2 separate regions of the Homo sapiens genome follow, and region 1 is linked to region 2. Evidence: chromatin loops called from intact Hi-C (ENCODE). Cell type or tissue: mammary epithelial cell. All regions are shown on one strand. Each heading gives the region's core, and the rest is flanking DNA. Links, peaks and the distances in the headings are about the cores only. Region 1 overlaps RAP1GAP2 (RAP1 GTPase activating protein 2). Region 2 overlaps RAP1GAP2 (RAP1 GTPase activating protein 2).

Region 1 (12,324 bases), core at 967-8,966, 100 kb before region 2:
CATTTTTAGTAGAGATGGGGTTTCACCATGTTGCCCAGGCTGGTCTTGAACTCCCAACCTCAGGTGATCCACCCGCCTCAGCCTCCCAAAGTGCTGGGATTACAGGCGTGAGCCACTGCGCCTGGCCCTGGTCCAGCAGTTCTATCACTGAGTTCTGACTTAACCGTGTTGTGCAGGAGGGGAACACGTGGTGTTTCCAAGACTATCTGAGAAAATCGGGTGACAGTATGAGACGGTACACAAACTAGAAGAAACAGGTCCCCTCTGAAGCAGAAGGAGTCCAGAAGCAGCGTCTGCCTGGTCACAACACTAATGCACAGGGATTTTGACCTTCCCAAGCTAGCTCTCTCTGTGGCCTCCTTTGAAACTCACAGCACTTTCCACCAGCGAGGACACTGGGGCCCCAGAAGGAGGCTGCTTGCCTAAGGTCACACAGCCAGTGAGTGGCAGGGCCTAGATTTGAAGCCGGGTCACCGGCTCACCAAGCGCGTGACGTACCCCACACTCTGTGGACAGCAGGGCTCCTGTTAACTGGGTGGATTGACATGCAGCCTCTGCGGACTTCCCTGGGCTGAGTCGCCTTGCAGCATTGTTCAGGAGGGCGTGGGAGGGCCGTTCCCACTGAACAGGCGCTCCCCTCACACACACACAAAGCCACCTGGGTGGCCCTACAGACCCTGTCCCAGCTGGCAAACTGGGCAGATGGCGGGTGGGGGCAGTGAGGGCAGGAGTCTGTTTTGTTTGGCCTGCATTAGTCATCCCTGTCTGGGAACAGCCCCGAGGGCAGGAGAGCAAACTTCCTCCCATCCCCTCCCCACGCCACTCCCTCCCCTAATAACCTACCGCAGAGCCACTGCCCAGCACGGGGCCCTCTCTCCTCCATGTGCTATTTTGCTAGAGGTATTGTCTTTTTTTGTTGTTTTTTTTTTTTTTTTTTGAGATGGAGTCTTGCTCTGCCATCCAGGCTGAATGCAGTGGCGCAATCTCGGCTCACTGCAGCCTCCACCTCCCGGGTTCAAGAGATTCCCCTGCCTCAGCCTCCCAAGTAGCTGGGATTACAGGCGTGTGCCACCACACCCAGCTAATTTTTCTATTTTTAGTAGAGACAGGGTTTCACCAGGTTGGCCAGGCTGGTCTCGAACTCCTGACCTCAGGCGATCCACCTGCCTCGACCTCCCAAGTGCTGGGATGACAGGTGTGAGACACCGCAACTGGCCACAATGGGTATTATCTTTATTTCCCCTTCTCCCCTCAGTGAAGAAATTAAGGCTCAGAAGGGGAAACCGACTTGACTGAAGATACTCAGCTAGAAAGCGTCAGGGTTAGAACCTGAACCCAGGACTGAAGGAATCCAAAGCTTCTGCCTTCTCCCAGTTCCCAGACTCTTGGGCTAGGTATCGGGAATCCCGGATTCCAGTTTCAGCTCTTCACAACTAGCTAAGTGACCCGGGCGCTTCACTGCTCTGAGCTTCAGTTTCCACACGTGCAAGATGAAGAGAGATGGAGCCCAGGCTCAAGGCCCACGCGGGCACTCCATGGCCAGCAGTGCCCCATACGTGAGCTTCTTACTAAGAGTGAACCCTCTGAGGCTGGGCCCAGGGGGCACATGGTAGGGACTTAAACACCCAGAAATTTGGCTTCAACAGTCTCAACTGAAAGGGAACAGGCACGCTACCCAGGGGGATCAGCCATTGCACAGACAGAGGGAGAATAAAACAAGACCCCTACCCTAGAAAGCACCCGATCTACATGAACAGACAAGCCCTGCAGCCTCTACACAACACAACACTCTGAGGCTGGTTAACTGGGGCTGAATGCTGTGCTCAGAGAGACCCTGTGTGGGGCAAAGTTGTGGGAAGGGGACTCCAGCTGGGGGAGAAGGAAGAGAGGATCTGAGGAGCAACCGGAGAGAAGGCTGGGTGGGCTGCAAACCCCCTGCCAGCTTCCCAGAGTGCCAGGATCCCACTGACTAGAGGCGAAAATCCCAGCTTTGCTCCAAGCAATGGAGCACTTGATTATATACCATCTCCCACCCCTCACTGTGAGGCACATGCCAGCCTGGTTTCCGCAAGCTGATGATAAGTTCCCTAAATGCGTAGAAGATGAGTCTGTCATCTACACGCTGCTGGGCGCAGAGGACAATTTTAATAACTGGCTCTCGGTGACACGGCAGTAACAATACTTTCCCTTCAAACAGCGTCTCCCCTCCCTCCCCACCCTCAGGGACACCTGGCTGCTTGGCCCACATCTCAGGACTGCCGTGGGTGCTGTATTTGCCCCTCCTCCTAGGACTTCCAGACCATTATTGCAGAATCTTCCTCCCTTGAGCCTGGAGCACCTACTTATGGTAAAAAGCATCATGACATAATGGCTGGACTCTCTGGCTCTGAAGCTACTTATGAGCCACGCACCCTTTGAGTGCTGCCTTTAATTGTTCTGTGCCTCGATTTTCTCACCTGTCCTATGGGGATAATAATAATAATAATATGCCTACTTCTGAAGGCCTTAGCAGGAAGAAATGACGCCTGTCAATCTCTGAGCCCAGTGAAGTGCTTGAGCTACAGGTGTATTATCAGCATTGTCTTCCCAGTCTTCCCGCCCACGTCAATGAACCCTGCCGGGCCTCTGCACATACTCCCCAGGGCAGCAGCTCTTACCTGGGAGCCCTGACCCTGGTGAGGAACAACGAAGAACCCCCAAACCCACATCACACACCAACTTTTATGTAGTGTCTACCAAGTATTTACACCGATTATCTCATTTCACCCCAACCACCATGTAAGTGGGTGCATTCATTCTTATTTATTTATGGAGGCTTAGCACAGGAAAGGAACTGGTGCTAGTAAGTGTCTGGTGCAGGACTTGAACACAAGCCAGCCTCCCACCCCACCCCTCTGCCTCCCTATGCAAGATGACTCCTCCAAGAAGCAGCTAGTTCTTTCAGGCCTTCTTTCCAGCTCGTGCTAGGAACAATGGACCCTTCAAACCCTCCTCCACATCCACAGGGCTTATGGCCTCCCCAGCTGCCCTGCTGGGGAAGTTCTGCTTTTATCCTCCCTGTCCCTCCGCAGGAGTCTTCCCAAAGTGCTCCGTACCCCTCAACAGCAAAATGGCCTCAGGTTGTCTGGGCCAAGGGGATGCAATTGTCTCTTCTCTGCACCCCCGTCCAGGGCACCCGGCTTCTGCCCGTGGGTTCTGCCTGGTCCCTATGCCACCCACATCTGGGGCTGGGCTTCTTCCCCGCCACGGTGGGGGTACGTACTCACCTGCATTTTCTCCAGCATCTCAAAGAACTCCGACGACTGAAAGACAAAAGCAGGGGGACAGAAAGACAGGGATCAGCCGGGAGGTCCACAGCAAAAGCCTCTTCCTCACCAACTATCAGGAAGCTGAGCCTGGGGCTTCCCCAGGGACAAAATTCATTTGGATCAACAGAGAAGATAATTTGATTTTGCCTTTGCAGGGCTAGAGGGCCAAACACCCCATACAACAGGAGAGAGGCTAAGGCACACCTGGGCTGGCAAATGAATGGTGCTGGGGGAGCAGACACTCAGCCTCTGTCAAGGAAAGGGGCCTGCCGGCCCCTGGGAAGAGCCAAATTCTGCAAACGCCTATCGTCCTCGGCATTCAGCCTCCGGCAGGAGCCATATTTAGGATGTTTTCAACCCAACAGTGGGGCCAAGGTGTCCAACACAAGCGGCGTTCCACACCCTGATACAGAAAACCAACCGGTGAAAGCAGGGTCGCTGTGGCCACAGCAGCCAGGGAAGGAGGGGGAGGGCCCGCTATGCCACCTCTGCCTCTGCCTGCCCGGTCCCCTGCCCACAAGGCACCACTCTGGCACCCTAAAGCTGGTGAAGCAAAGCCTGAACACCATTGAACCGAGGCCTCCAGGGGCCTAGAGGGATTTTTTTTTTCTTTTTTTTTTTTTTTGAGACAGAGTCTCGCTCTGTCACCCAGGCTGGAGTGCAGTGGCGCAATCTCGGCTCACTGCAACCTCCGCCTCCCGGGTTCACGCCATTCTCCTGCCTCAGCCTCCCGAGTAGCTGGAACTACAGGCGCCCGCCATCGTGCCCGGCTAATTTTTTGTATTTTTAGTAGAGACGGGGTTTCACTATGTTGGCCAGGATGGTCTCGAACTCCTGACCTTGTGATCCTCCCGCCTTGGCCTCCCAAAGTGCTGGGATTACAGGCGTGAGCTACCACGCCCAGCCTAGATGGGTTATTTTTAAAATCCCAATTGCACTTGTCCAAACCTTTGACCTACTTTGGTGCCACCCTTGTGTATCCAGGAAAAACAAAAAGGAGAAAAGGGAAGCGGAATGGAAGCGTGAGGGGCTGGCAACTCTACCCCAACAAAACACACAGAGGCCACCCCACTTCCTATCCCCTGAAAACAGCTACTCCTCCTCAGACTAATGTCACTGCCCACATCTGGGCACCGCGAAGCCGGGAGGTCATGAGTGCCCAGAACAGACAGTCCCCAGTGAAGACGAGAGAAAAGAAAGCAGGGATGAGGAACAGTGTCCTCGGTTCTTCTTCAGGCAGAGGTGGGGCCTCCAAGCACTCTTCCTACCTCTGCAGGCACCCATGGGCCAGAACTGCCTGGAGCTCCCACTGCTCCCAGAATTCCCAGACCCGCCCTGGGAAGGAGCCTGGTGAAGTCCCTGGAGAGACCCAGCCCTGCTGTTGACTCCAGACAACCTCTGTCAGGCCAAAGCCAGCGTGTCAGAGGCAAAAAGCTCCGACCTACCAGCAGTTCAGGATCTGGCATCTAGAAACCCCACGTGTGAATGTACAGGGGTGGGCTTAGGGCACCCGCGCCCAACTCCCTTGACCAGAAGTGAGCCGCCAAACATCCAGATGCCAAACCTCCTCTTCCAACTTGCTCAGGTGCACATGCACCACCCACGCGGGGCATTCTTACCATCTCCAGGCTTAGGAGACCAGGATTAGCAGACGTAAAGAGCTTATACCAATCAATACGGATAGAAAGATGAACAGGAGGAGGATAATGCAACAGAAGCAATCAACATGTTAAATACACGGACCTCTGACACGCGATTCCACGTCTAACAATCCATCCTCTAACACACTTGCAATGTGCACAAAGACAGACAGGCTCAAATGTTCACTGCAGCATCGTTTCTAACAGTAAAAAAATAAAAACAACTTAAAAGTCTGCAGAAAATTGGTTAAAAGAAGCTACACTCACAGAATAAAATACAAGTACTATAAACTATAGGTCAATAAATTAGATAACTTCGATAAAATGAACAAATTCCCTGAAAAACATAACCTATCACAACTGACTCAGTAAGAAATAGAAAATCTAAAGACATATAACAAATAAAAAGATCAAATTAATGATCAAAAAAACGACGCACGAAGGAAAGCCCAGACCCAGGTGGCTTCATTTGTAAATTCTACCAAACGTTTAAAGAAAAGTTAATACGAATTCCTCATACTTACTCTCAAGAAAGTCAAAAGAAAGCCCGCAGAATGCTAGGAAATATTTGCAAATTGTATATCTGATAAAGGACGTGTCTCTACAAAAACAAACTCTTACAACTCAGTCAGAAAAAGACAGCTCAATTTAAAAACGGGCAAAGGATCTAAATACACATATACCCAAAGAAGACATACAAAGGAACAATAAGTACATGAAAAGACACTCAAGCCATTAGTCATCAGGAAATGCAAATCAAAACCACAATGAGACACCACTCATACCACTAACATAGCCACGATCAAAACACAGACTATCACAGGCGTGAGCAAGGCTGTGGAGAAATCAGATCCCTCATCTATTGCTGGTAGGAATGTCAAACAGTACAGCCATTGTGGAAAATCATTTGGCAATTCCCGGAAATGTTCAACACGGAATTATGACCACACAACTCAGCAATTCGACCCCCAGGAATATACACAAAAGAATTGAAAGCAGGTACTCAAGCAAATACTTGTACACAAACATTCACTACTGCAGTATTCACTCTTGCCAAACGGTGGGTACAACCCAAATGTCCATCAACTGACGAATAAACAAAATGTGCTGTATCCATACGATGGAATAATATTCAGCCAATAAAAATAACATATACTGATACCTGCCACAACACTGCTGACCCTTGAGTGCATTACACCAAATGAAAAAAGGTAGAGATAGGGCCGGGTACGGTGGCTCACACCTGTAATCCCAGCACTCTGAGAGGCTGAGGCAGGCGGATCACGAGGTCAGGAGTTCAAGACCAGCCTAGCCAACATGGTGAAACCCCGTCTCTACTAAAAATACAAAAATTAGCTGGGCTTGGCGGCGGGTACCTGTAATCTGAGCTACTTGGGAGGCTGAGGCAGGAGAATCGCTTGAACCTGGGAGGCAGAGGTTGCAGTGAGCAGAGATCGCACCATTGCACTCCAGCCTGGGCAACAGAGCAAGACTGCCTCTCAGTAAATAAGTAAAATAAATAAATAAATAAATAAATAAATAAGTACTGATATGTGAACCAAATGGATGACAAATTCCCTCACTACAGGAGGAGGTATAGAAAAGCAGTTAAGAACCTGCCTCTGTACCCGCATGACCCAGCAGTGCCACTCCTAGACACCTACACAAGAGAATGGAAAATACACGTCCACACAAAAACTCTTACATAAGGCCAGGCGTGGTGGCTCAAGCCTGTAATCCCAGCACTTTGGGAGGCCGAGGCGGGCGGATCACGAGGTCAGGAGATCGAGACCATCCTGGCTAACACGGTGAAACCCCGTCTCTACTAAAAATACAAAAAATTAGCTGGGCATGGTGGCGGGCGCCTGTAATCCCAGCTACTCAGGAGGCTGAGGCAGGAGAATGGCGTGAACCCGGGAGGCGGAGCCTGCAGTGAGCCAAGATCGCGCTACTGCACTCCAGCCTGGATGACAAAGTGAGACTCCATCTCAAAAAAAATTTAAAAAAGACAAAAGTCAGAGATAAAGGACCATAATTCCATTTTAATCAAATGTCCAGAGTATGCAACCTCATAGAGACAGAAAGAAGATGAGCGCTTGCTTAAGCTGAGGGGGATGGGGGATTGGAAGGTGATAGCTAAAAGGTACGGATTTCGTTTCAAAGCAATAAAAAGGTTCTAAAACTGATTATGATGGTGGTTACACAGCTCCGTGAATACCACCAAAAACCACTGAATTGTACACTTTATTTTATTTTTTATTTTTTGAAATGGAGTTTCGCTCTTTTCACCCAGGCTGGAGTGCAATGGCGCGATGTCAGCTCACTGCAACTTCCACCTCCTGGGTTCAAGCGATTCTCCTGCCTCAGCCTCCGGAGTAGCTGGGATTACAGGCATGCGCCCCCATGCCCAGCTAATTTTTGTATTTTTGGTAGAGACAGGGTTTCACCATGTTGGCCAGGCTGGTCTTGAACTCCTGACCTCAGGTGATCTGCCCACCTTGGCCTCCCGAAGTGCTGGGATGACAAGCGTGAGCCATCGTACCCGGCCAAATTGTACACTTTAAATGGGTGACTTTATGATACGTAAATTATATCTCAATAAAGCTGTTCAAAAAAACTATACAATCATTCAAAAAGACAGCAACAGATTCATGTTGCTTACATATGACACTCTCCAAGATATATTAAGTTGAGGGGTGGAGGAAATCAGAGACAATACATTGAATATAATCTCAATTTTATAAAAACAGCCAGACACGGTGGTTCACACCTGTAATCCTAGCTACACAGGAGGCTGAGGCAAGGAGGGTTGCTAGAGCCCAGGAGTTCAAGGCTGCAGTGAGCTATGATCATGACACTGTACCCTACCCTGGGTGACACAGTGAGGCTCCATCTCTTAAAAAAAAAAAGATACTGTATATAATGTATGCATATAAATTCATAGAAAATGATCTGGAAGACCATACCTCAAACTATCCAAAAGCCATTATATCAATAAATGAGGGGTCTGGTGCAGTGGTGGCTCACACCTGTAATCCCAGCACTTTAGGAGGCTGAGGCGGGCAGACCACATGAGCCCAGGAGTTCGAGACCAGCCTGGCCAACATAGTGAAACCCTGTCTCTACTAAAAATAACAAAAATTAGCTGGGTGTGGTGGCGCACACCTGTAATCCCAGCTACTCGGAAGGCTGAGGCATGAGAATCACTTGAACCCAAGAGGTGGAGGCTGCAGTGAGCTGAGATCCCACCACTGCACTCCAGCCTGAGCGACAAAGTGAGACTGTCTCAAAAGAAAAAAAAAACAGAAAAATGTGCAAAGGACATGAACAAATGATTAAAGGACACACATAAAATAACCAATGAACACATGGAAACAAACCCAACCTCTCTAGTTATGAAAGAAATTAAGATCACAGTAAGATAACATCTTTCACTATCAGATCAACCAGTGTTGGCAAGGATATGTGGCAGGAACATATAGCTGGCAGGAATGAGAAACAGTACAGCCACTGTGTCCAGTCTGCAGGCCCCGGGCTGCAGGAACTCTGCTGAGTGCACACCTGATACAGCTTTCCGAAAGGCACCATGTATCCAAACCGTTTAAAATATCCACGTCCTTTGGTCCAGGAAACCCACTCTAAGGAATTTACCCTAGAACAATATCCGGGCCATGCCACAAGAACACATGTACAAGGATGTTTGTCCCAGCACTGTTTAAGGGCCAAAAAGTCTAAGCAATGGGGGAAGTACCCAACCGTGAAAGGAAAAGTAAATAAGGCACAGGGGTACACTCATACAATAAACGACAAGAGGAGGTCTGTGCTCATGATGCTACTGCAAAGATTCACAGTGCATTGCTAAGTGAGAAAAATAGAGTTTTGAACAAGATGATCCCATTGTTTCCATGAAACATAAAGAATGTGTTTGTATAGAGAGACACAGGACTGCATCTGAGGGCATGCATCACCCCCACGGAGAAAAATATCCCAAAGGATACACAACAAAATGAGGCTGAAGGTACAGATGATTTTTCCCTTTGTGCTTTTCAGTATTTATTTTATTTTATTTTATTTTTTCTGAGACACAGTCTCACTCTATCGCCCAGGCTGGAGTGCAGTGGCGCAATCTTGGCTCACTGCAACCTCCGCCTCCTGGGTTCAAGCGATTCTCCTGCCTCAGCCTCCCAAGTACCTGGGACTACAGGCGCCCACCACCAAACCCAGTTAATCTTTGTATTTTTAGTAGAGACAGGGTTTTACCATGTTGGCCAGGCTGGTCTTGAACTCCTGACCTCAAATGATCCGCCTGCCTCGGCCTCCCCAAGTGCTGGGATTACAGGCGTGAGCCACTGCGCCCAGCCTAGGTTTCACGTCTTTTTATTTTCGTTTGTTTTTGAGACAGGGTCTCATTCTGTCACCCAGGCTGAAGTGCAGTGGCATGATCACAGCTCACTGCAGTCTCGATCTCCTGGCCTCAAGCGATCCTCCCACCCCAGCCTCCCAAGTAGCAGGGACTACAAGCACTGCCACCACACCCAGCCAATTTTTGTATTTTTAGTAGAAACAGGGTTTCATCATGTTGCCCAGGCTGGTTTTGAACTCCTGAGCTCAAGCGATCCTCCCGCCTCAGCCTCCCAAAGTGCTGGGATTACAGGTGTGAGCCACCGCACACAACAAGTTCGACCTCTTGAAGAGAGAAGCATCAAAGAATTCATGGACACATCTTAAAACCAAAATGTCAACGAAGGCTTTTTGCAAGACACAAGATCCCAGACAGACCTTAAAGGATCAAGAGAAATCACTGGATAGAGAGGGGTGAGGAGACTGTGGCACTCGGGCAGCAGGAACTGAATGGGCAAAGACAGAAAAGAGAAGCAGCTCGGCACACAGTCAGTGAAGCGTTAGTGGATCAGCCCGGCTGGCTGGAGGCCTCTGGGTCAGACATCCTGAAGATCAGATGGGAGAGCAAAGCTGGGGCCTGGGCCTGAGAGATGCTGAACCCCAGAACTCAGGCTTCGGCTGCAAGGTCATGCAGAGTGATTTAGGTTTAGGTGCAGCAGAAACACACAGGAGGCAGCAGAGCCCGGTGGTCGAAGCCCAGGTCTGGGGAGTGGGCAACCTGCTACTGCCCAGCTGTGTTGCATGAGGCATGTTAACCTCTCTTCATTCCTCTTTTAAGTTCCTCACCTGAAAATTGAAGCAGGCCGGGCGCGGTGGCTCACGCCTATAATCCCAGCACTTAGGGAGGCTGAGGTGGGTGGATCACTTGAGGTCAGGAGTTCAAGACCAGCCTGGCCAACATGATGAAACCCCATCTCTACTAAAAATACAAAAATTAGCTGGGCATGGTGGCGGGCACCTGTAATCCCAGCTATTTGGGAGGCTGAGGCAGGAGAATTGCTTGAGCCTTGGAGGCAGAGGTTGCAGTGAGCTGAGATCACACCATTGCCCTTCAGCCTGGGTGACAGAGCAAGACTCTGTCTCAAAAAAAAAAAAAAAAAAAAAAATTGAAGCAAATAGTTCCTGACTTCAGCGCTCTTAGGCAGATGAGGTGAGAACAGGCGTAAGAAGTGCCCAGCCAGGGTCTGGTCTGCAGTGAATGCCCAGTAAATAGCAGCTCCTAGAAGGAGCTATGGGAAAGCTCCCTCTGGAAGCATGCTTTGTCCTGTTGGAGGTGGGCTAGCAGCTTCAAGATACTTTTTCTCGATTTCATTGGTCTTCCCAGAGACAGTGTCTTTAGAAGACTGTTAGAAATGAGTCTGGCTGGGCGCATTGGCTCACACCTGTAATCCCAACATTTTGGGAGGCCGAGGTGGGCAGATCACCTAAGGCCAGGAGTTTGAGACCAGCCTGGCCAACATGGTGAAACTGTCTCTATTAAAAATACAAAACTTAGCCAGGCATGGTGGCACAGGCCTGTGATCTCAGCTACTTGGGAGGCTGAGGCAGGAGAATCACTTGAACCTGGGAGGTGGAGGTTGCAGTGAGGCAAGATTGTGCCACTGCACTCCAGCCTGGGCAACAGAGCAAGACTCCATCTCAAAAAAAAAAGAAGAAGAAGAAGAAGAAGAAAAGAAATGGGTCTGAATGAAGATGCCCCATGGCCTGGGGCTGGCACAGTTGGTGAGAAGGGCTATGATTCAGCCTCAGCCATGAGCAACGTGCTGGGTGGATGATCCCTGCATGGACAGTGCCCAGCAGCAGAAATCAGCCAGTGGCAGCATGGCCTTGGCTGGGCCGGCCCCACTTCTCAGCGACTTGCTGCACTTTCCAATGGGACAGTTGGCAGGGAGTGAGTCTCCTTTTCCACCCAGAAGCAGCGTGACTCAGGCCAGCCGGGAACAGCAGCTCAGCCTTTCGGACACACCCTCATCCACACACCCTGAGATGGCTGCATACAGCCAAGGGCACATAGCAGGCACTCAGTTAACGCTCAGGGCACACAGAAGGCACTCAGTTAATGCTCAGGGCACACAGCAGGCACTGAGTTAATGCTCAGGGCATACAGCAGGCACTGAGTTAATGCTCAGGGCACACAGCAGGCACTCAGTTAATGCTCAGGGCATACAGCAGGCACTCAGTTAATGCTCAGGGCATACAGCAGGCACTCAGTTAATGCTCAGGGCACACAACAGGCACTCAGTTAATGCTCAGGGCATAGAGCAGGCACTCGGTTAATGCTCAGGGCACACAGCAGGTGCTCAGTTAATGCTCACTGACTCACTGGCATTGCCCCAGAGACTAACGTCCTGCCCGGGACAGCCTCCGGAAGGGGTCTCCATCCACCAGGAAGCCAGCCGCTGGATTTTCACAGAGGCATGTAATTGGGTCTCCTCATCAATAGCAGCGTCCATGCAGCTGTCTAATGTATTAGCAGCAGCAGCTCTTGCCACCCAAATCAGAGGGGCGGCCAGCATTTCCCCGTGGACTCTGCGTTCACAGCCAGTCAATAGATAACCACGCAGAGCCAGCACTCAGCTGAGGAACTCCGTCTGGGCCCCAAGTTCCACCCCTGTCCCCACCACCTCCCGATACAGAAACAGCCTGGTCTTCCTTCAGAAAGGCAGAGAAGTCTTTGGGGAGGAGGATGCTGGAGGAGGTCCCAGGTAGCAGGGGCAGACGTGAACAAGAACCACAAGGAGTAATTTAGGCTTGGGAAATCTTGAGGGATCTTTCCCAATGCCCCTACTTGCCGGTTCGGGTGCCAGCCCACTGCCCAGGCGGCAAAGCAGAAGAAGCGACGGGAAAAGATGGCACTCGTGTGAGTCCAGGACCCCCTCTCTCCATCTCACCACCCTGTGCCCTCCCTGCCTCCCCCTGGTCCACAGCAGCTCTACACACAGGCACAGCTTCTCCTGCAGACAGGCAGCCACCTG
Region 2 (12,324 bases), core at 1,536-9,535:
AAATACAGATTAAGAGACACATCACCCATCACATAGTATTGTTTGAATTCTGACTCAAAAAAACTTTTGAAAACTTTTACGAGACAACTGGGGAAATTCAAATACTGACTAAATATGGTATTAAGAAATCACTGTTAATTTAGAGGGTATAATAACGGTAGTGTTACGGGGGTTTTTTTAAGAATTCTTAACTTTTTTTTTCCTGTTGCCCAGGCTGGAGTGCAATGGCTCTATCTCAGCTCTCTGCAACCTCTGCCTCTGGGTTCAAGCAACTCTCATGCCTCAGCCTCCCGAGTAGCTGGGACCAAAGGCACATGCCACCATGCTCAGCTATGTTTTTTTATTTTTTTTGTAGAGATGAGTCTCACTATATTGCCCAGGCTGGTCTCGAACTCCTGGGCTCCAGTGGTGATCCTCCCACCTTGGCCTCCCAACGTGCTGAGATTACAGGCGTGAGCCACCGTGCCTGGCCAAGAATTCTTATCTTTAAGATACAAATTGAAATATTTAAGAATGAAATGATCTAGTACCTGAGATTTACTTCAAAAAAATAATCTTGTGGAGGAGTGCATTGGTACATAAATGAAACAAGATTGGGGCCGTAAGTTGATAATGGCTGAAAGTAGGTATTATGTTACCCTATTCTCTCTACTTTTGTGTATGCTTGAGAATTTTCACAACAAAATTTTTTTAAACAAGAATTGCGATAGGCTTTTTCTACCCAGGAATAACCCACCAGGTATGATACTCCACAACAAAGGGATCACATTCATCAGATTCGAGCTCTCCCCTGACAGCCTGCCAGAATTTGCTAAATGATGAGAGAATCCATATCTTCCTCCTCATAAACTCCATGATGGGAGCTGTCTCAAAATAACTACCCACCATAAGAAGTGGACTTGTTTTCATTTATGCTAAATGACCTCTCTCCAGTTCAGAAAGTCACACCCAAGGCCACAGTGACTTTATCCACATCTTTCAGAACGTACCTTTTTTTTGAGACAGAGTCTCGCTGTGTTGCCCAGGCTAGAGTGCAGTGGCACAATCTCAGCTCACTGCAACCTCAGCCTCCCGGGTTCAAGCAGTTGTCCTGCCTCAGCCTCCTGAATAGCTGGGATTACAGGTGCACGCCACCACACCCAGCTACTTTTTGCATTTTTAGTAGAGATGGGTTTTTGCCATGTTGGCCAGGGTGGTTTTCAACTCCTGACCTCAGGTGGTCCACCCACCTCGGCCTCCCAAAGTGCTGGGATTACAGGCGTGAGCTGCCGCGCCCGGCCAAGAACGTACATATTTTGATCGTGTTCCTCGGCCTCCGTCCTTCCCAGCAAAGCTGCCTGTTTTCCCCCTCAGGGAGCCAAGCTCCCCACTACCCACATCCATAAGAAGCAGGCTCTGAAAATCAAAGTGGTTTCCAAACCGCAGTCTCTGAGGAAGGCTTCATCCAGGTGTCTCCTGGGAGCCATACTCAAACCCAATCCCCTCTCAGACACGCCACTGCTTTTACAGGATCCCATGTGCCAGAAACCCTGAAAGATGGGCAGAAAAAGGCATAACCTCCAGGCTGCCCCACAGCTCCCGTAGAGCACGGTCAAGTCCAACATGATGATCACCACGCCCATTTCTCGAAAACGGAAATTGAAGTTGGAGCCTGGAGCACAGTTCTTGGGAACTACCAAGACTAGCTGGGAGTCTCCTAGTTCTGGGACTATATGGGACATCTGTCTCATGACTACCCTGGCTGGCACACCTCCCTGTCCCCTAATACGCAATATTTCCAAGTGGCCTGGAGAGAGCAGGAGGATGAAAAAGACCACTGGGTGGTCCCTGCAAGCCACACACAACCATTTCAACCCTTAAGGCTAAGAGCCAACAGTGTTATCTGCACAAGCCTGTCAATTACAGGTGCTGGGAAGATCGATGGATGGATCAAGCCTTCTGGGAGGAGAAGAAGGGGCCTGAGCCTGACCCCACCTTGTGATGAGAGGTGGTGGAAGGAAGAGCTCATCAAATGTAACGCCCAGCATGGAGTATGGGGGATGCTTAAGAGAGGCTGGCAGCTGCAGCCTGCTCCAGGCCTCCCGTGGCCACCAGCACCTGCAGAGCAAGGGTCAATAGTGCTTGCTGCACTCATTTCAGACGCTTAAAGAGACAAAGAAACTCCAGATACAGAGAGGGAAGCAAAGGTCACTTAGCACCATGATGAAATCAATCACTCTTTCTCCTTGGGTAGGTTAAGTCCATGGCCAAAGCCACCAGGATGGTTGGAGCGACAGAAGAACGGGATGAAGCCAGGGGCTAGGAAGGCCACCAATGTCTGCCTGCATTGCAGGCTCTTAAGAGCACAGTGCACTCAGGAAGAAATAAAGGACTCCATGGGCCTGGGGTACCCGGGTCCCAGCCAATCCCTCCCTGTCCCTATCCGGGTCCTTCCCTGGGCCTCACTGCACCTGCCCCCACCACCCACAGACTAGTTCTGCCCAGGCTCAAACCCACCTGGCTGCCCCCTTGGCCCATGCATGGCTGGTCTTGACTGCTACTGGTGGGGCTGTCACCACCGGACATCTGACCTTGGTCACCAGGAGCACAGGCTCAGGGAGAGAAGAGGGGGAACAGTTCCGATCAAACCCCCGTTACCTTTATGCAGCACTTTGTACCTTTCTGTCCTGTCTCCACTCACATGATCTGACTTGAGCCTCACAGCCCTTTGTGGTGAGGCAGAAACCGAGGTTCCCAGAGATGAAATCTACCATCACACCACAGTCAACAGATGAGCCAGGAAGAGAACTTCTCGCTCTCTGTGCAGGGGGCTTTTCCTCTCCACCCCCCAACCACCACCCATTCTATACTCAGAATCAGGAATTGGTCCCACGCATCTGCCTTTCTATCAAGCCCATTTTCCATTCCAGCCCTCAAAGCAGGCCCAGGCTGTCTCAGAGTTGACCTGTTCACCACCACTCTACAGATAAAATGCTGAAGGGCAGAAAACAGAAGGGAATCCAAGTCCAGGGGAAGATGGACTCAGGCCCTGGAACATTGCACTCCAGAGTTCCCATGGCAGCTTCTTCTGCTAGACACACATGTCGCTGGCATCAGCCATTCCTAGACCACTTGCAGGATTTCCACTATATTTGTTAACACTTGTATTATTATTACTACTATTTCTATTAAATAGATTCACTTCAGCCGGGCACGGTGGCTCATGCCTGTAATCCCAGCACTTTGAGAGGCCGAGGCAGGTGGATCGCCTGAGCTCAGGAGTTTGAGACCACCCTGGGCAACATGGTGAAACCCCCGTCTCTACTAAAATACAAAAAATTAGCTGGGCGTGGTGGTGGGTACTTGTAGTCCCAGCTACTCCGGAGGCTGAGGCCCGAGAATTGTTTGAGCCCAGGAGGTGGAGGTTGCAGTGGGCCGAGATGGCGCCACTGTACTCCAGCTTGGGCTAACAGAGTGAGACTCCTCCTCAAAAATAAATAAATAAATAAATAAAATAGATTAATTCTTGTGACTTCATATGTTTAAAGAGATGTTTTATATCACTACCACAAATGGAAAAACATCAGTACCACTGGCCATTAACCAGGAGAGAATCCTAAAAATAAATGAAACAAAAACAAAAACAACCTAAGTTCTAGCCAGGCAACTGTTCCCCACTCAGAGGACCGGGAGCCGGAGGTCTGCTCTCTCTTAATTACAAAAGGAAGATTAGCAAGTGTTTAAAATGTGTTAAAGGCAGACTAGCATCCACCTGAAACTTCCCCTCAAAGAAATCACAAGGATTCGCAGAGAACTGAAAAGGGAAGAACTTTCTCACTAGGTGACTCAATGTTATTTCATGCTGAACCACCTTATGTCATTTTCACGGGAAATTCATTCTGTGCAGCGGGCAACATCTTGTTACACACATTATAGGAAGGGGGGACGAGAGGAATGGGGGACAACCCACCACAAGGGCAATCCATGCCAGCTTCTCAAAGTCCCCCGTATTCCCTGCCTACCACCACCCCAGGTACGTTCATACCTGTGGGCATATCCAGGGGCTGCTGGTCACCCCCAGGTGTCTCTGGTTCCACTGCCCGTGTCTTATAGGGTGCGGTATTAACCATTCCAAAACTCCTCTGGAAACTAGGATCCAGCAGGGTCACTGGAAGCTACCCCAAATCCTGATCCCGGCAACATCTCTGTGGGCAGTCAGCTTCCGCACTCCCCTCCCCCCATTGCTGGAGGCTCTGCCATGCACCCTAGCAGAACAGGGAGGCTTTGTGCCAACGACCTGCCTGGTAGCTCCTTGGGGTCTGGTGGATGTCAGACCTGCAGCTGCGGTTGCAGCCTAGAAAGCTTCCTCAGAACCTCCTTTGCCTACTCCAAACCCCACACCTCCCACCACACAGGTCGTCCAAAATGTCTCTGAAATAGCTAAAGAAAACTATTTTCAATATCCAGGAGCAAACGAAAGAACAAACGCCAGAAAGGCGAAGAGGCAAAGTCACCCTATGGCGGTGGGGCGAGAGGGTGGGTGGGGAGCGAACAACCTCCAAACTTGCTCCTCGCCTGCCGGCACCGAGCGCAGAGCAAGCGGATCTCGGCCAGGCAGGCACCTCGAGGGCTCAGCCAAGTTGCAGGAAGCAAATGGCAACACCGGCGCATGGAGCCGCCTGGGCTGGATCAATGGCATCCGCGGCTGCAGGCTTGGGGAACGGGGTCGCGGTCTGCAAAGGGTCTGGGGGCGACGGACTTGGGGTCCCTCCGTCAGGGATCCACCCCGATGCGCCCTCCCAGCGGCCCTCCGATTCCGCCAAGGTCCTGCCCAGGCTCCTCGCACCAGCCAGGGTCCGGGGCGAAGCTCCGAACTCGGTTCGCACGACGGTACCTGGAGAGGAGGCTTTTTTCTAACCAACACGGAACCAAACACCCATCGGAAAAGTCCACCCCAAAGAAAACTGGCATGCAGCAGGAGAGCGGAGGGAAGCGGCCGGCGCTGCAGGGGTTTACCTTTTCTCTTTATTCTGCCTCCGGGATTTGTGCAGGAGTCCGATGAGCACCACGGCGGCGCGGATCCCCGCCTTTCGGCAATGCCTCCTCCCCGCGGGCTGGGACATGGCGAGGCCGCCCGCGGTGCCCGACCTCGCCCGCCCGCGTCCCCGCAGCCCCGGCTCCGCGCGCTCCGCACCCGGCCCCTGAGCCCGCGCCCCGGCCCCCGGCCTCCGCCTCGCATGGGCCCCGCCCCGCCTAGGTGCGCCCCGGGGGTCAGGTGACCGCGCGCTCTCCCCTCCCTCCCGGCGACCTTCAGCGTCTCCTCGGGGCCCGCGGGGCAGCCGCCGTCCGCTCCCCCGGCGCGGGCATTTCCGAGGCTCGCTCGGGGCGCGGCCCGGGCCGGCGGCTCCCGGCTCCCGCTCAGACGCGCCGCCCGCGCCGGGACCCGCCCCGGCCCCGCCTCCCGCGCCCCGGCCTCGGCCGCCCGGATGGTGGAGGACGCGGGGCACAGGGAGCGGGCGAAGCGCAGGAGGAGGCGGACAGCGCTCCCGGGACCCCCCTGCCCGGCTCCCAGGCGCCCTCCCCGGCCCCGGCCCTGCCTCCCCTCGCCCGCTCCTTCTGGTCCCCGCCCGCACTCCCGCCGGCGGCCCCGAGCTCCCTCCCCAGGCAGAGGCGGCTGCCGCCCTCCCCGGCCCGGCCCCGGATACTTCCCCGATGCTGTCACTGCTTTTAAAACAGAGGGAGAGAAAACAGGCACCAAGAGGAAACGCGCGTCCTCCTCCGTCCAAACGAAACTGCCCGCGCGCGGTCCCCGTCCCCTCCCGGCCGCCCAGCGCTTACAGGGGGCACCTGAGCCCGGCGCCCGCCCCGGCTCGCAGCTCCCGGGCCCGGGTCCCCGGGTGGGAGCTTGCGGATGGGAGGAACGAGGCGGAATTCTGCCCCCGCCTCCCCGCAGAGTCGGCGCAAGGATCGCCGAGCTGGGATGCAGAGTGGGCTGGGGTCGGCTCCCCGCGAACACTGGCTCTCCCGGCCCTGGGAGTTTGACTCCACATGGGTTCAATAACCAACTTCACGGCGACCCCGCTTCCTCCTGGCGGGCCGGGCGCCCCCCACTCCGCCCTCCCCGCGCCCACCCGGGCCTGGCCGCTGCGCACTCGTCGCGTGGTCCCTCCCGCCCCTGCCAGCCGCGCGCGAGCCTCATCTCCTTCGGAAAGGAAGGGCGGAAGGTCGGAAGGTCGGAAGGTCGCGCCGGCTCCTGGGGAAAGGGCTGTGGCCTGGTCCCTACCATCGGCGCGGGGCCTCGCTCACAATCGCCCTCATCCACTTCCAGGTGCTGCCCAGCCTCCCAGCCCCCTCCCGCCTCACCCCTCCGAAGCATCACTCACAGCTTTGCCCCTCTAGGGAAAAGGAAGTGGGCAGGGGGCTGAAAGGAATTAGAACAAGCCAATTAGTCCATCTTTGGGGCCGAAGAGGTTCCCCCTGAGGCAATTTGCCTTGTTTTTTGTTGTTGTTTTGTTTTTTGTTTTGTTTTTAATAGTCTGGTGTTCAAGCAAACACAGAAAATCCAGGCAGGGAGGGGACCATGCTGGGTGGAGAGGGGAGAGGGACTGCAAACGAATTCGAGGGCCTGAGGCTTCAGCCCTGCCTCTCCAATGCCCACAGCTTCCTGCTGGCACTGGAGTTGGGGTGGAGGGGAGGAAGCCCCAGGGTGGTTCTTAAATGCACCTGGTCTATTTATGAAGCAGCCGTTACCACTGGCCTTGTGCCCCCCACCCCCACCCCCACCCCCTCCCTGCCGGGGTTGTGGGGGATCAGAGATATAGATAGCCATGGACATCTTTTTATAGCTAGAGATTTGAATGACCCGGGCCCCACTCCTGAGATTGGCGGTTAGGCAGGCTGCAAGTACTATGCCAGTAGTGACTTAAGAATTGGTCTGGAAAAAGAATAAAATGAGTGTCCTTGGTAGAGAAAAGGGAAGAGCTCCCAGCAGCATGCAACCCAGAGCTTCTCTTCCCCTCTCTCCCACCGCGCTATAGCACACAGCACCCGAGGACCCACAGGTTAGCTGATGGACCGCTTCAGTTAGATGGCAGGGAAGGTGATGAGGGCGCTGGCTTAGGTCTATCCTAGCGTTGGGTGTATTTTACCCACACACAGAAGGCTGCACCTCAACGGAAGGCCTGATCCTCCTTCCCAGCAGGTGAGAGTGTGGGAGCTAGTTCAGGTCAAGTGCACAGTGGGTAACAGGGTGGCTCACACCTGTAATCCCAGCACTTTGGAAGGCCGAGGCAGGCAGGTGGATCACTTGAGTTGAGACCAGGAGTTCTAGACCAGCCTGGGCAACATAGTGAGACCCCACCTCTCCAAACAACTACAACAGGGAATTGGGATGATGAAGGCACAAAATCCACCATGCAGGTTCCATTATTCATTCTCTTATTCTGGGGTTCCCAGCCCTCTAAGTCCTTCTACAAGCCCAGTGTCACTGCAAACACAAGGCTGTCCCCCAAAAAATCGTAACCTCTCAGCCCCTGACTCCTGAGTCTCTAAGAGGTAGAATTTTCCTGGCAGTGAGAGGTCCCATCCTTCTGCCCCTGCCCTACAAGCTCGCCACCTTTGGTGCATAAACAGCAATTTCCCCTCTTAACTCCCACTCCAGCCCCCACAGCCCATCACACCCACACCCCACAGAGGGGACCCCAAAGCACAAGAAAACCCATCAATAGCAGAGACTGGAACAACCATCAATGCTAGGCTTACCCATTCCACCAGCATTTATTAAACATGTACAGTATGTCCAGCTTTATGCAAGAGACCAGGGCAAGAAAGAAAAATGGAAGACCATCCCTGCCCGAAACAAACAGGGTTAACACACTCCAAACCTCAAAAGAAGACCATTTCCAGCCAGTGTGTGCAGTTAGCCCAGCCAAAGCTTCCCACAATTGGGCCACACGCCACCTCCTTCATAATTCTTTGTCTTAGTGTCATGCTGCTCTGCTGTTTATAATTTTGCTTTAATTACATCAACTTACTTTTTCACTTTTTTTTTTTTTTTTCTTGAGACGTTGTTTTGCTCGTCGCCCAGGCTGGAGTGCAATGGCACGGTCTTGGCTCACTGCAACCTCCACCTCCTGGGTTCAAGCGATTCTCCTGGCTCAGCCTCCTGAGTAGCTGGGACTACCGGCATTCGCCACCACATCGGGCTAATTTTGTATTTTTAGTAGAGACGGGGTTTCGCCATGTTGGCCAGGCTGATCTCGAACTCCTGACCTCAGGTGATCCGCCTGCCTTGGCCTCCCAAGTTCTGGGATTACAGGTGTGAGCCATCGCGCCTGGCCTTTACTTAATTTTTTTTTTTTTTTTTTTTTGAGGTGGAGTCTTGCTCCATCCCTCAGGCTGGAGTGCAGTGGCAAGATCTTGGCTCACTGCAACTTCCGCCAACCGGGTTCATGCCATTCCCCTGCCTCAGCCTCCCGAGTAGCTGGGATTACAGGCGCCCGCCACCATGCCCGGCTAGTTTTTTTTGTATTTTTAGTAGAGACGGGGTTTCACCGTGTTAGCCAGGATGGTCTCGATCTCCTGACCTCGTGATCCGCCCATCTTGGCCTCCCAAAGTGCTGGGATTACAGGCATGAGCCACAGCGCCCGGCTGCCTTTACTTAATTTTAAAAGAAAACGTTATTGCAACCCTAAATGAAAATCCATTATCACTTGCCCTTCCTACCATGAAAACAAACATAAATTTATTAAGTTCTGCCTCAATACTGTTGCCTGACAAAGGCTCTAAGCTTGAAGTACCTTCCTTAAAAAAGCAGGCGGGCCAGGCGCAGTGGCTCACGCCTGTAATCCCAGCACTTTGGGAGGCCGAGGCGGGCGGATCATGAGGTCAGGAGATCGAGACCATCCTGGCTAACATGGTGAAACCCCGTCTCTACTAAAAATACAAAAAATTAGCCGGGCGTGGTGGCGGGTGCCTGTAATCCCAGCTACTCGGGAGGCTGAGGCAGGGGAATGGCATGAACCCGGGAGGCAGAGGTTGCAGTGAACCGAGATCACACCACTGCACTCCAGCCTGGGCAACAGAGCGAGACTCCATCTCAAAAAAAAAAAAAAAAAAAGCAGGCAGTGTTAGGTGTTAGTGACACACCTGCGCCAAACCAAGGCACTGTTCTTGAAGAAATCACAGTTCGAAAGAGAACGGACAGGGAAGAATTTTCACATTACTCTGCTCCAAGGCCACATTCATGAGGCACTTTGGGGTGGGCTGAGAAAGCTGGATACATGCAGACCGCAGGAAATGAGGACGGCAGAAGTCTCTGACGGCAGAGAAGGGGTCTTCCTGCAGGTCTCACCTCACCCAACTTATGCCCCACGGCGTCCCAGCTCTCAGGACCTCCATGGCCTGTTCCAGCCTCCAAAGCTCACAGTCCCAGAGAACAAAGTGCCCGGCAGCTGCCAGCCCAGGTCTCTCTTCCAGTCCAGGGGAACTCCAAAGGCTGAGGGGGCCTGGGTGGGAATCAGGCCTGGGGCGGGAGACAGCGAAGTTAATCATGAACAGAGCGCAGACAGCTGCACAGCCCGTTCCTGAGGGGCCAGTGGGTTGAGGCAGACAGACACGCATGCCTGGCCCTGAAGAAAAGGGCCTTCTGTGCCTGGGAACCGGCTCCAGGAGACATATCCATGAGAAAGCGGGAATCAGCCCCAATCCCCGTGCCCCTCGTCAGAGAGCCAGCCTGCAGCAGACGCCACCTCGTCGCCCCACCCAGCCACCAACTCCCAGCGCCCCACTGCTGGGCAGAATGACTGCCACCGTTCTGGGCTGGGATTGGGGGTGGGTGGGGGCGAGGGGGGCCATGGAGCAAGGAGGGTGGGGCCTTTGATGAAAACCAGATGTCTTCAAACGCCTTGCCCCTCCCCTCCACGGGCAGGGTCCCAGCTATTCCATGGACCACACAACCTTTGGGACAACGCAAGGGTTATAAACAGAGCCTTGGACAGGACGGTCCAGCACCCCCGCTCTCTTCTGCCTTTGAGGGTACACACATACACACACCTGCTCTGGGATATCACTCTGAAGCCCGCTCGCACACAGCTGAACGCTCACACCTGTGCTAAGACACCTCCACTCTTGGCAGGTACATCAGCGCCCCCTGCTGGGCCACAGCACAGTTGCGTCTCTGGGATGCCCCCTTAGGAGGAAGACAGAGGAGGGGGAAGAGGGAGGCAGGAAGGCGTCGGGGGAAGGGAAAGATTGAAGTCATCTGAGGTCGGGAAGCAGTTTCTATTTTTGAAAAGTGAGAGCTGGGCCGGGTGCGGTGGCTCACGCCTGTAATCCCAACACTTTGGAAGGCCGTGGCAGGCGAATCACTTGAGGCCAGGAGTTCGAGACCAGCCTGGCCAACATGGTGAAACCCCGTCTCTACTAAAAATACGAAAATCATCCAGGCGTGGTGGCGGGCGCTTGGAATACCAGTTACTCGGGAGGCTGAGGAAGGAGAATTGCTGGAGCCCAGAGGCGGAGGTTGTAGTGAGCTGAGATCGTGCCACTGCACTCCAGCCTGGGGAACAGAGCAAGACTCTATCTCATAAATAAATAACTAATTAAAAAAAAAAAAAGAAGGAAAAGAGAGAGATGCAGGAAAACTCTCTGCCAACATACTGACTCTCCTCCCAGCTTCTAAAATCCCCTCACAGAACCCATGACCAGCCCCCAAGAGGTCCATCCCACCACAATAGGGTCGTTCCGTGATAAACGCAGGCCAGGACTCGGAGGCCTCAAAGACAAGCCTGGGAAACCTCAGCTCAGCCCAACTTTCCTGGGGCCACAGACGTCATATTAAGCAGAGGATCTAAACTGGCTCAGGTTTTGGAAACGGATCTCTGTGACTTGTGTGGCATTTCCAAGCTCCAAGGAAAGGAAACCACGCTGAGGAAACCCACAGATCCCACTCAGTGGCGGGCACCCTGCGCTCTGGTACCCAGAGCCATGAAGGTGGGGCCTGCAGTACGTGATGTCAATCAGAACCCTGCCGACTTCCTGTTCAGGGATTATGGAGAGTGGGTAGAGGGAGGAATAAAGAAGTTCTTCATATATCACTTGGGTTACTGAAGTTATTTAAAATACTTCCTTTTTTGAAGTTCATTTATGGATTTTTGAATTTTTGCTAAGCTGCATGACTACAGTAATTTTTCCCACAGTGAAAAAATTCAAAAGGATCCTTCTGTGTGTGAAATTTCTGACGAACAGGAAGAGGTGTTATTTTGCATAGAGGCCGCCCAGGAGTCAGTACAGAGAATCAGGAGCGGATGAGGCTGAGGGCTGGGTGGCCTACAGCACAGTCCCTCTCCAACCCAAGGTCCCCCGGCCCCCGCCTCACTGATTACCAAACCTCCCCAGCTGCTGCTACTCCTGAAGCCACTTCCACCTCTTCCAGAGTTTCTGAGGCTGAGTGGAAAAGCCGGGAGGGAAGCTGTCTTTCCATAATATTAGCAACATTGCTTAGCAACATCTTTCAAAGCGAGAACCAGCAGACTCTCCAAAACCCTATTCTGTTTGGCTCTACAGAGAACAGAGTGGTTTCTTATACATGTATTATTTATATACTATTTTATATATCCAGTAACGCCTTCTGTGCCTGGCTTCTCTGGGAGATGACGAATTACAACTATGTGAGATTTCCAGGCGACTAGGGCTTTGGGTAGCAAGACTTTTTGTTTGCTTCCTTGCTTGCTGTTAGTTACTGTAATGACCCTAGCTAGAGATTTCTCTCAAACGCCTCCAAATGCTGTTGTCCTTTAAAGACAGGTTTGATGCCGGGCGCGGTGGCTCACACCTGCAATCCCAGCACTTTGGGAGGCTGAGGCGGGTGGATCACGAGGTCAGGAGTTCGAGACCAGTCTGGCCAACATGGTGAAACCCCGTCTCTACTCAAAATACAAAAATTAGCCAGGCAACGTGGCGGGCGCCTGTAATCCCAGCTACTCGGGAGGCTGAGGCAGGAGAATCGCGTGAACCAGGGAGGTGGAGGTTGCAGTGAGCCGAGATCGCGCCACTGCACTCCAACCTGGGCGACAGAGCAAGACTCCGTCTCAAAAATAAACAGATAAAAATAAAGGCAGGTTTGATGGAATCTTTTTGTGGTGACTCAAATCCATTATTATCAACACTACCATTATTATCAACTACTATTGTGAGCTAAAATGCAGTTAGGAATTGACAGGCCATTGAGAGGAGATGCCCACTTGTCCCTAGGCTTAATGGCCCCAAACAGCTGTGGTGCAAAGACACTACAGTGAGGGAATAAAAATACATATGCTGCAGTCAGACGAACCTGGGTTAGAATC

What was found. Hi-C counts contacts between places; a loop is a spot of excess contacts. Peaks named below come from ENCODE experiments on the same cell type or tissue, not always from the same donor. Only the 100,000 strongest peaks of a DNase experiment are listed, where the experiment ranks them.
Region 1: a loop joins it to region 2, with 6 times the contacts of the local background. A loop is called at or near these places in 4 of 110 quality-filtered maps.

What each region holds. Positions count from the first base shown.
Region 1 is chr17:2,948,737-2,961,060 of GRCh38, reverse strand. It overlaps RAP1GAP2 (RAP1 GTPase activating protein 2), which reads right to left. Exons shown (of 25, transcript NM_015085.5): 4 at 3,267-3,302. Among named protein-coding and RNA genes, the nearest start is that of RAP1GAP2-AS1, 11 kb to the left of the region's middle. RefSeq lists enhancers at 407-948, 3,337-3,966, 3,967-4,595. In mammary epithelial cell, for the core only: no CTCF peak of the experiment used is centred there; a DNase peak (open chromatin) is centred at 5,770; H3K27ac peaks cover 1,760 bases.
Region 2 is chr17:2,846,774-2,859,097 of GRCh38, reverse strand. The region is part of intron 2 of RAP1GAP2 (RAP1 GTPase activating protein 2); the gene reads right to left. Among named protein-coding and RNA genes, the nearest start is that of RAP1GAP2, 56 kb to the right of the region's middle. RefSeq lists enhancers at 2,444-2,966, 8,991-9,581, 10,764-11,355. In mammary epithelial cell, for the core only: no CTCF peak of the experiment used is centred there; a DNase peak (open chromatin) is centred at 5,677; H3K4me3 peaks cover 2,413 bases; H3K27ac peaks cover 2,059 bases; H3K27me3 peaks cover 120 bases.